Linked DNA regions of Homo sapiens: regions 1 and 3 are each linked to region 2. The links are chromatin contacts, found by Hi-C in ENCODE. All regions are on one chromosome and are shown on one strand. The core of a region is the stretch at or near the end of the contact, and the rest is flanking DNA. Distances in the headings are between cores, read along the strand shown.

Region 1 (3,265 bases), core at 229-2,728, 840 kb after region 2:
ATACCCGAGACTGGGTAATTTATAAAGGAAAGAGGTTTAATTGATTCACAGCTCCACACGGCGTGGGAGGCCTCACAATCATGGCAGAAGGAGAATGAGGAGCAAAGTCATGTCTTACACAGTGGCAGGCAAGAGAGTTTGTGCAGAGGAACTCCCGTTTATAAAACCATCAGCTCTCATGAGACTTATTCACTGTCACAAGAACAGCATGGAAAAGACCCTCTCCATGATTCAATTACCTCCCACCAGTTCCCTCCCATGACACGTGGGATGGGAGCTACAACTCAAGATGAGATTTGGGTGGGGACACAACCAAACCATATCATGCCCCCGATATAAGTCAATCCCAATCCACTTGACAAGATGATAGGTTTTTGAATCTCAGCCAGTCAGCACATGGCACGCCCTCAATGACTGGTCCTGGGGTGGTCCAATCAGAAGGAAGCTCAGGACTTCTATGCAACGGCTGTAGGAAACAATAGCTCCTCTCTCCTTAGACGAGTTGTTGTTGGCTGAGTTGCTGTTCACAGACATCTTGCAACTGTGAATAAGCCAGCCCGAAAAGGAATCTGGCCACAACAGGGCAAGGCAGACAGAATTAGAAATGGAACTGGAGCCCTGATTAAAGCTTATTAGAAGGCTGCCCTAACACTTAACTTTTCAGCCATGTGAACTAATATGTCCTCTTCATGGCTTCTTTAAATACAAGCAAAGGCATCCTAACCAGTGCATTGGGAGTCCAGCATTATGGTCAGCATTGTGGGTTCATACATTGCACATGCACACGTGTGAACACACTTGTACACACACACACACACGACCTGAATCTTACTAGAGAGGGGAAAAACACAGACCTCCAATTCCTGGGATAGTTGCAACATTGACTTTACAAAATTGCACACTGTAAGGCTTTTGGTAACGATTACCAATGCATGAAACTAATGTCTTTGGATCATTTTTCATTGATTTCTGTATTAAAAATGATTTTGTAAGTTTAACCTGAATTCTTAAGAAAATCTCAAACTCTGGCAAGTGGCAATTAATTATAAAAAGTTTTTTCTTTAAAAAACTAATATATTGTCACCTCTTTATTAGTATTTAAAGTAATAAAACCCATTTTTATCTTAATGTGAAGTTTGTATTTTCAACATTGTCCTTAGAAGGTGAAATGAGGTTCTAATAACTGGAATACGATATTGACTTTTCTTGACTGGTTCCATGCCTTGACCTTATTTACAACTTTGTTTCAAAATTTTCCAACCTGTTTGTTTACTTGCTGCTTTGGCAAGCCTGAGTTTTTTCTCTAGAGGCCTAGCTCCTTATAAGCTTGGACTAAGTCTTGTGCCTCTTTCATAACCCATGTCCTCCCCATGCCATGCTGAGTGCAAGAGCTTACCAAGAGCTGGTGTACAGCCCATGGAAATTTCCATAGCAGCTGCTCAGCCCCAGTACCCCCTCCCCATCTGGGACCTGGCCTGCAAGTCCTACCAGCCCAAGGACACTGGGCCTGGCTCTGGGTCAGGCTCTAGGTCTATTTATGCCTTTTTATCTCAGGCTTTGTGCTTTGGCACTCTGCACTCAGGAAACCTCCTCCTGTCCTCACCAGTCAACACACAAACACACGTCCTTATCTGGACAAGAGGAGAACAGTGGGTCAGATCCACAAACTCTTTCTCCATGGCTGCCCAGATGTCCCCAGTGTCTCACCACCTTTCGTTTATTCTTCTGGTTAGAGGAGTAAGTCTTTTATGGGAACAAAGATTCAGGCCTTCTGCCATCAGACAAAATATCTTTATGACCACTGACGAACTTACTAATGAACATATTTCTCAAATGCTTCCCCTTGTTTGGAAAAAGCTATCTCCAAGGTGGTAGGAACCTCACTCCCCCAAAATGTTCCCCTGAGCTCAGCTCTTTGACAGAACCAGTCTCTGATAAACCCAACAGCCCCTGCAGGAGCTGCGGAGGGAAGAGCTGAGCCCTTGAGGGCCCAGGAGCACCTGGTACCTGAGGAGAGGGGGTGAGGAGCTACCCTGCTCACTGCACTCTCTTCCCAGGCAAGGACTGAGGACACAAGGAATAGGAGCCAGATAACCTGAGAACAGAGCAAAACATCCCTGAGGCACACTGTGTAATCTCTCTGGCCTCAGTGTTTTAAGGGGCCAAATTCCTGACCTATCTACTTAATTCCTTATTTTATTTTATGATAGTAGTAGCAGTAGTATTTTACTGGCCGTGTTTATTATGTAATTTGGATGTCAGCGGGAGCTTCCCTAGATAAGACTGGATGAAACTTCTATTCTCCACCCTTTGGAAGTCTAAATTCCTCCTCAAAAGTCTGGCCAGTTCTCAGGAGGGAGGCCAGGGCAGAAGGCGGGCAGAGACTCACATTTACAGTCATCGCTGGTTCTCAGCCTCTGCAAGTGGAGAATTCAGCTTGTGGGCTGTCTCACCATCTGTGTGCTGTCCCTGTCCAGCCTGGCACCAACCCCTCAGGGGAGTGGAGGAGATCTACTCAACAACTTCAAATGAAATATTGGACACCAGTGTTCTCAAAAGCTCTTGAGCCATCCGGTCCCATTAGGATTTTAGGCTAGCTCCCCTTACAGAGTGATCCAGCTGGCTCCTCATCTTCCCATCTCTCCTCTTTACCCCTTCCCTTTTATATTGCTTCCAGAACTCCAAATCCTTCCCCATTTATTCTGTAGAGTCATCTATTTCTCTACCATTCCTTCTGCCAAACTCAGCCATTCAAACCCACCAAGTTGCAGAGAAGGATGTTCCATTCGGCAAGATCTACCTTCATTACGTACCAGACAACTGTGGTTATGAATGGTTTTTTCTCAATTGTATTAAAATCTGAAATACAATTTCTGCCAAATTCTTGCCAAAATGACAATTCCATTTCTCAGAAAGCAGAGAAAATGATAAAGAGAAGCACCATTTTGGATCTAATTATGTACCGCTAGGGGAACCTGTTGGTCAGATGAGAGTGAGAGAAAGCTCCCTGTCATCCAGGAGCCTGGGACAGCTGGACTCTGTACCAAGAGTTAGGAAGAAGAATCCCAAGGTATTTGGAGAAAAATTACGCATGCTTGATCCCATGATCCAAGACAAAGGAAAGATAGCTCAAGCAGAAGCAACGAGGTTATAATTGCAAATGAGCCCAGAGTGGGCAAAGAGAAAACAGGTCCACAATCCAACACAACTGTCGGGGAGTGAGTGGTTCAGCAGGTGCTCCTCCTCCGCACTACTGCTCCACAAA
Region 2 (2,998 bases), core at 441-2,940:
TCCTGGTGAGGCTGCATGCTGCCATCTCCAGAGCCACAGTGCTCGTGGAGCTGCTGAGTCACTCTTTTTAACATTTCTTCCAGGAAAGCTTAATTTGGTTCTGTAAGGATGGTTTCTGCCTTGGGGTCATGAGTGACTGCAATTAAACAAAAGCATCACAGGTGGTTCACAGCAAGAAGGGTGGGGTGACTCGACTGTCCGGGAGTAGGAAGTGTTCCAGACACCTATGCACAGCCTTGCTGGCCTGGGGGTGCAGGAAGCCAGCCCAGGAAGAGCCCAGGGCACACTGCTGGCTGCAGAATGTCTTGGTCATCTGGAAAGAGAGTGCCCTGAGGCCACAGGCCCCTGTGCAAGACACAGCTCTGTCTTCACTGCCAGTGCTGAGGAGGGGCTGCCTGCACCTGCCTGGGAGCGGGGACCTGGGCCACCAGCCTGTCTGTCTCCAGCAAGCCCCTTCCCTCAGCCCTGGCCTCCAACACTCACCTGTCACCCAGGAAAGGCCTCTGCTGGGCCTAGTGGGCCTGTGAAGCTAGCGCACAGGTAAGGACAGCGTAGGGAGCTGAATGGAGGAGACAGCAGCTTGTGTGCTCCATCTCCCACTCAACCAATACGCACGCGCAGGTGGGGGCTGAGCGGCATCCTCTGATAGGCTCCAGGCCAGCTGATGCAGTACCCCCAGGCTCCCCAGTCAGCCCAACCCGAGCCCGCGGTGCCACAGCAGGCTCCTGGGTGCTTCAGCTCCAGTGGGAACTTCCCTGCCTCAAAAGACGCCTGGCACTAACGAACTGCAGAGACAACCTCAGCCACCCCAATGCTCTGGTCCTTTACTAACTGCCCACTGCATCCGCCTGCCTCCTGCCCTGTCCTGCTGCTGGTGCTGCTGTGCAGACAGACACACGGCCCGGGGAAGCAGAGGTACAGGCAAGGCTGTCATCAGGGAGCTGGAAGCCCAGGCAGGCCTTACCCCCAAGACAGGCAGTGAGTGACAAAGAAAAATCTCAGTGATCAAACAGCCTTCAAATACGCTGTGCACAGCAGGGTAGAGGCTCACGCCTGAAATCCCAGCACTCTGGGAGGCTGAGGTGAGAGGATCACTTGAGCCCAGGAGTTCAAGACCAGCCTAGGCAACACGGCAAGACCCCATAATTAAAAAAAAAAAAAATTAGCTGGGCATGGTGATATGTGCCTATAGTCCCAGCTACTTGAGAGGCCAAGGCAGGAGGATGTCTTGGGCCCAGGAGATTGAAGTTACAGTGAGCTATGATTGCACCTCTGCACTCCAGCCTGGATGACAGGGCAAGGCCCTGTCTCTAAAAGAAAAAAATAAATAAAAAGAAAAAGAAAATACTGTGCATGTCCCTTGGTAGGATGTGTGGGAAGGAAACCTCACCCTGTGGCCTTCCTCCCAAACCACAGCCCAGGCCGACTGCAAGAAAATCTGAGACAGAGGCTGCTGTGCAAGCCCTGGCCCAGCCTCCAGAAGGCTGTCAGAAGCCACAGGGCCCAGAGACATGTGAGGAGGGTGATTGTGCGGTCCTGGGTGCTCCTCAACGCAAGGACGAGTGTCTAGAATAAAATAAAACGTGCACTTGGCACGCAGCCCTGCAGAGGTCTCTGGAAAGGCTCCCCGCCCCGGGTGTCCCTCCCTGACAAGCGCCCATCCGGTGTCGCGAGGCTGCCACCCTGTGGCCACACGTGCACCAGCGCTCGTCCCAGAGGCAGGGATTTCTGAGACATCCGTCATGGTTTCCACCTCCAGGGAGCCCACAGTTTCCAGCTGAGAGCAGTAAACACAGGGAAGCTGGCACAGAGTCCCTGTGCCTACGCATGGACAACAGCAGCAGGCGGCAGGCAGAGGCAAGGCCTCAGAGCCACAAGTGCCCCACAGACTACTGAGCTCCCATCAAACGGGGCGCCGCCTTCTTGCTAACATAGCACCAGGCAGGGCACCACACGCTCCAACCCCTGCATGGAGCCTCTTCAAGAACACCCTCTGGAGGCACAGCTGCCCCCATGAGACCAGCACTTACCTGGACAGGCCAGGTTGCCCATGGGGGTGAAAGTGAGCACGGAAAGGTGGCACAACAGTCCCCCACAGGAGCAACAGTCCATCTCACACATGCAGCAGGTCCCTGTGGGACTGTGTGCTGTGTGTGCCACATGGCAAGATGGCTGCCCCAGGTACTCAAAACACCACGGGCCGGGTGCAGCTGTGCAAGTGAAAAGACGGTGCTCGCTGTGGCTACAACCCACACTCAGGTGACCTGAACTAAGGGGGCCCTCCTAGCCGAGCAGGGAGGGTGACGCCATCAGTCCTGAATCCTGAATGCACGTTGAGGCCCCCAGAAAAGGTGATAGCCCTCTGACCTCAAACGGCACAGATTGCAGGAACCCACTTACAAACACCAGCCTGCGGAACACAGGAGTGCTCGCCACCACGGTGCAGCCAGGTCGGCAACATGGCAGGGCCACTAAACACACTGAGTGCTTCTCTACTGGGACCCTGGAGAGCAGTCCTGAACTCCACAGAATGTCACAAACTTCCTGCCTGACGCCACACATACCCAGGGACCCCTCTTCAGTCCCCACACCACCAGTCCACAGCACGTCACATACCTCCTCCCTGAAGCCACGTGCAGGAGTACGCCTGTACCATTTACCTTGAATGTGGGTGAAGACCTCTGCTTCCTATGCTTCTGTAGCCTGTCTCCCACTAGGACACTCGGGTTCAGGCCTGCACTTTAGTGACAGCAGCTCATGGTGACCTTTGATCTCATCTTGATCAATGGATTTCATTACATTTCACACCACATGCTCCATTCCATAGGGGTCAATGCCTCTCTTTGCAACCCCTGACTTTAAGACATATACAGAAAGGTGGTAGGTTTTCTGTGATTCAACTACGTGCTGCATATCTAAGGTGTGCACCTTTCATTTTTAGGGTGTGTATTCAGCCCTGGGGCTCATGGGACTCAATCTATTATTATGTGTATTTCTT
Region 3 (2,959 bases), core at 1-2,500, 700 kb before region 2:
TTGGGAGGCAGAGGCGGATGGATCACCAGGTCAGAAGATCGAGACTATCCTGGCCAACATGGTGAAACCCCGTCTCTACTAAAAATACAAAAAATTAGCCAGGCGTGGTGGGGCGTGCCTGTAATCCCAGCTACTCGTAAGGCTGAGGCAGGAGAATCGCTTGAACCCAGGAGGCGGAGGTTGCAGTGAGCCCAGATTGCGCCACTGCACGCCAGCCTAGAGACAGAGCGAGACTTCTTCTAGAAAAAAAAAAAAAAAAAAAGAAAGAAAGAAAAAAAAAAGAAATCTCGTCGTGAGTTAATAGCTCTGCGCGGAGGGAGGGGATGGAGAGGGGGTCCTTGATCGCCTCCCAACATTACTGAGCTACATCACCTGAGCAGTTTCTACCCCGATTTCTGTAACGAGCAGTTTTTCTCGTTCTGTGCCGGCGCGCGCGCGCACACACACACACACACACACACACACACGGCTCAGATTCGGCCGCACCCGGCAACCGCTAGGGTGCATGGAGACACATTAGGTTACATAACCCTTCACCGTGTTCGAAACCCTTTCTTGATCGTGTGGGTGGCTCTGAAAAGAGCCTTTGGGTTCAGGACGCCGAGGAACGCCTCACTTGGAGCTGGTGTACTTGGTGACAGCCTTGGTGCCCTCGGACACGGCGTGCTTGGCCAGCTCGCCGGGCAGCAGCAGGCGAACGGCCGTCTGCACTTCGCGGGACGTGATGGTGGAGCGCTTGTTGTAGTGTGCCAGGCGGGAGGCCTCGCTGGCGATGCGCTCGAAGATGTCATTGACGAAGGAGTTCATGATGCCCATGGCCTTGGACGAGATGCCGGTGTCGGGGTGCACCTGCTTCAGCACCTTGTACACGTAGATAGAATAGCTCTCCTTGCGGCCGCGCTTGCGCTTCTTGCCGTCCTTCTTCTGTGCCTTGGTGACAGCCTTTTTAGAACCCTTCTTGGGCGCAGGAGCCGATTTGGACGGGTCTGGCATGATGGCTGAGTCTCTCCAAACAGAAACGCGCGGCGCTCGGAGTAACTCTATTTGTACGTTTTGTATTCAAATGAAGGCTCAGGATTTGCTCACTTCTGATTGGATCAAACGTTGTTCTACGTCATCGCTGGGAAAGGAATACGCAAATTAGGAGTGCCAGGTTCTTTTTCTGATTGGCTACCATAGCCATCCAATCGAACGCCGCGGTCTAGCCTACCTCTGTACCATACATAAGGGCTCGCTGGCCTTCACTGCCCTCTTGTTTTTAGTCTCGCTTTTCGGTTGCCGTTGTCTTTTTTCCTTGACTCGGAAATGTCCGGTCGTGGTAAGCAGGGTGGCAAGGCGCGCGCCAAGGCTAAGTCGCGCTCGTCGCGCGCGGGGCTGCAGTTCCCCGTGGGCCGCGTGCACCGGTTGCTCCGCAAGGGCAACTATTCGGAGCGCGTGGGCGCCGGCGCCCCGGTCTATCTGGCCGCGGTGCTCGAGTACTTGACTGCCGAGATCCTGGAGCTTGCCGGCAACGCGGCGCGCGACAACAAGAAGACGCGCATCATCCCGCGCCACCTGCAGCTGGCCATCCGCAACGACGAGGAGCTCAACAAGCTGCTGGGCCGCGTGACCATCGCGCAGGGTGGCGTCCTGCCCAACATCCAGGCCGTACTGCTGCCCAAGAAGACGGAGAGCCACCACAAGGCCAAGGGCAAGTGAGGCCGCCCGCCGCCCCCGGGGCCCCTTTGATGGACATAAAGGCTCTTTTCAGAGCCACCTACTATCTCGAGAAAAGAGCCGCACTGATCCTGCAGTTCTTTATAGGCCGGAGGCCTGATCACCCTAGGCTCATGAATGAGCGCAGTGGCCATGGGGAAGGGCGCAACGGGAACCGAGACCCTGGGGACTGATTGGGCTGCATACTTGCGAGGTGGGCAACGTGTTCTGTTAACAACAGGGAACCCTCGTCCACAGGTGGCCACCCCTTGCTCTTGAGTCCCACCCAAAACCTCTAGTAGGGTTTTAATAACGCTCACCGTAAAGGTGTCTTCATAATTACTAGTGACAAGTTCTCTTGACTCTAGCAAGGTTCCCGTGTGGTCATCAAGTACAGAATGCAATTTCTTAATGATTTATCTGATATTAAAAGTATTTATGATCTCTAAGTAGTTTGCACTTTAATTCTGAAGAGTAAGTCTATGGATTTCTATTTAAATTGCTAAGTTTTAACAATGTGAGCTCCACCAGTGTTAAGATTTAATTTATTTGGCTGGGAATTCTAAAGGTCATGAGGAAAGTTTCAGTACTTAAAAGGAACCAGATTAGTAGATGCTGAAAGGTATAAACCTTTTAAGAAGACTTAATTTGGAATAGGATAATTATTTAAAGGAATTTAGTTTGTTTAATTCGGGTTGGTCAAACATTAATCAAAGATCCCCTTAAATTGATTGCTAAAATTGGAGAACAAAATAATTTGTACACTGTTTTTGAAAAGGAAAACTAAATTTGCGAGTTAAGCAAATTTAAAATGAGTATTGTTAGAACCAGATGAATGATGATACATGTGGACTTTAGGAAAATAACGGTTTGTAACTACATTTTTCCTTATAAAATGGAGGGTTTAAGAGCGTCGGAGACCTCCAGGCAAATTAACTGAAATGGCTGTGTTAATAGCCCCTAAATCCTGGAGGAGAGAGGTTCATTGATTTAATCCACGATAATCCCTTAAAAAATGTTTGCCACAAAATCAGAGCTCAGAAAGTGTTATTCTTCTGTTGTTATCTGTACAGTTTTCATTAATCTATTTCTCAAAATATGGATAATTCCTACTTTGTTTTTATTTTTTCTTTAATCCCCAAAGTGCTAGTATTTAGTTAATTGACACCTAACAATTGCATATTATATGGGGTACATAGTGATACTTTGAATACATTTATTATCAGATCAGGGTAATTAGCAATTATTAAGTATTTATTGTAAT

The links. A loop is a pair of places that touch in the nucleus more often than their neighbours do. Pooled maps may share reads with other maps.
Region 1: a loop to region 2 is called in a map of testis, with 4 times the contacts of the local background. The contact joins two enhancer-like sites. A Hi-C loop is called at or near these places in 1 of 168 maps with a recorded cell type or tissue (testis) and 2 of 50 pooled maps.
Region 3: a loop to region 2 is called in a pooled map, with 2.7 times the contacts of the local background. The contact joins the promoter of H2AC25 here to the enhancer-like site in region 2. A Hi-C loop is called at or near these places in 5 of 50 pooled maps.

What each region holds. Positions count from the first base shown.
Region 1 is chr1:226,918,949-226,922,213 of GRCh38, reverse strand. It overlaps LOC107985354 (a long non-coding RNA gene), which reads right to left. Exons shown (of 3, transcript XR_001738506.2): 3 at 16-3,265. Among named protein-coding and RNA genes, the nearest start is that of COQ8A, 20 kb to the left of the region's middle. Within about 2 kb of position 1,478, at least 9 of the 41 ENCODE cell types and tissues checked have a DNase peak (open chromatin) inside an H3K27ac peak, as active enhancers do.
Region 2 is chr1:227,761,288-227,764,285 of GRCh38, reverse strand. The region is part of intron 3 of SNAP47 (synaptosome associated protein 47); the gene reads right to left. Among named protein-coding and RNA genes, the nearest start is that of SNAP47, 27 kb to the right of the region's middle. RefSeq lists enhancers at 1,325-1,414, 1,735-1,884, 2,068-2,818. Within about 2 kb of position 1,690, at least 14 of the 41 ENCODE cell types and tissues checked have a DNase peak (open chromatin) inside an H3K27ac peak, as active enhancers do.
Region 3 is chr1:228,456,164-228,459,122 of GRCh38, reverse strand. It overlaps H2AC25 (H2A clustered histone 25), which reads left to right and starts at 1,250. Exons shown (of 1, transcript NM_033445.3): 1 at 1,250-1,759. The coding sequence starts at 1,306. The coding sequence ends at 1,698. H2BC26 (H2B clustered histone 26) reads right to left here and starts at 1,020. Exons shown (of 1, transcript NM_175055.3): 1 at 565-1,020. The coding sequence starts at 993. The coding sequence ends at 613. RefSeq lists enhancers at 1-540, 541-1,127.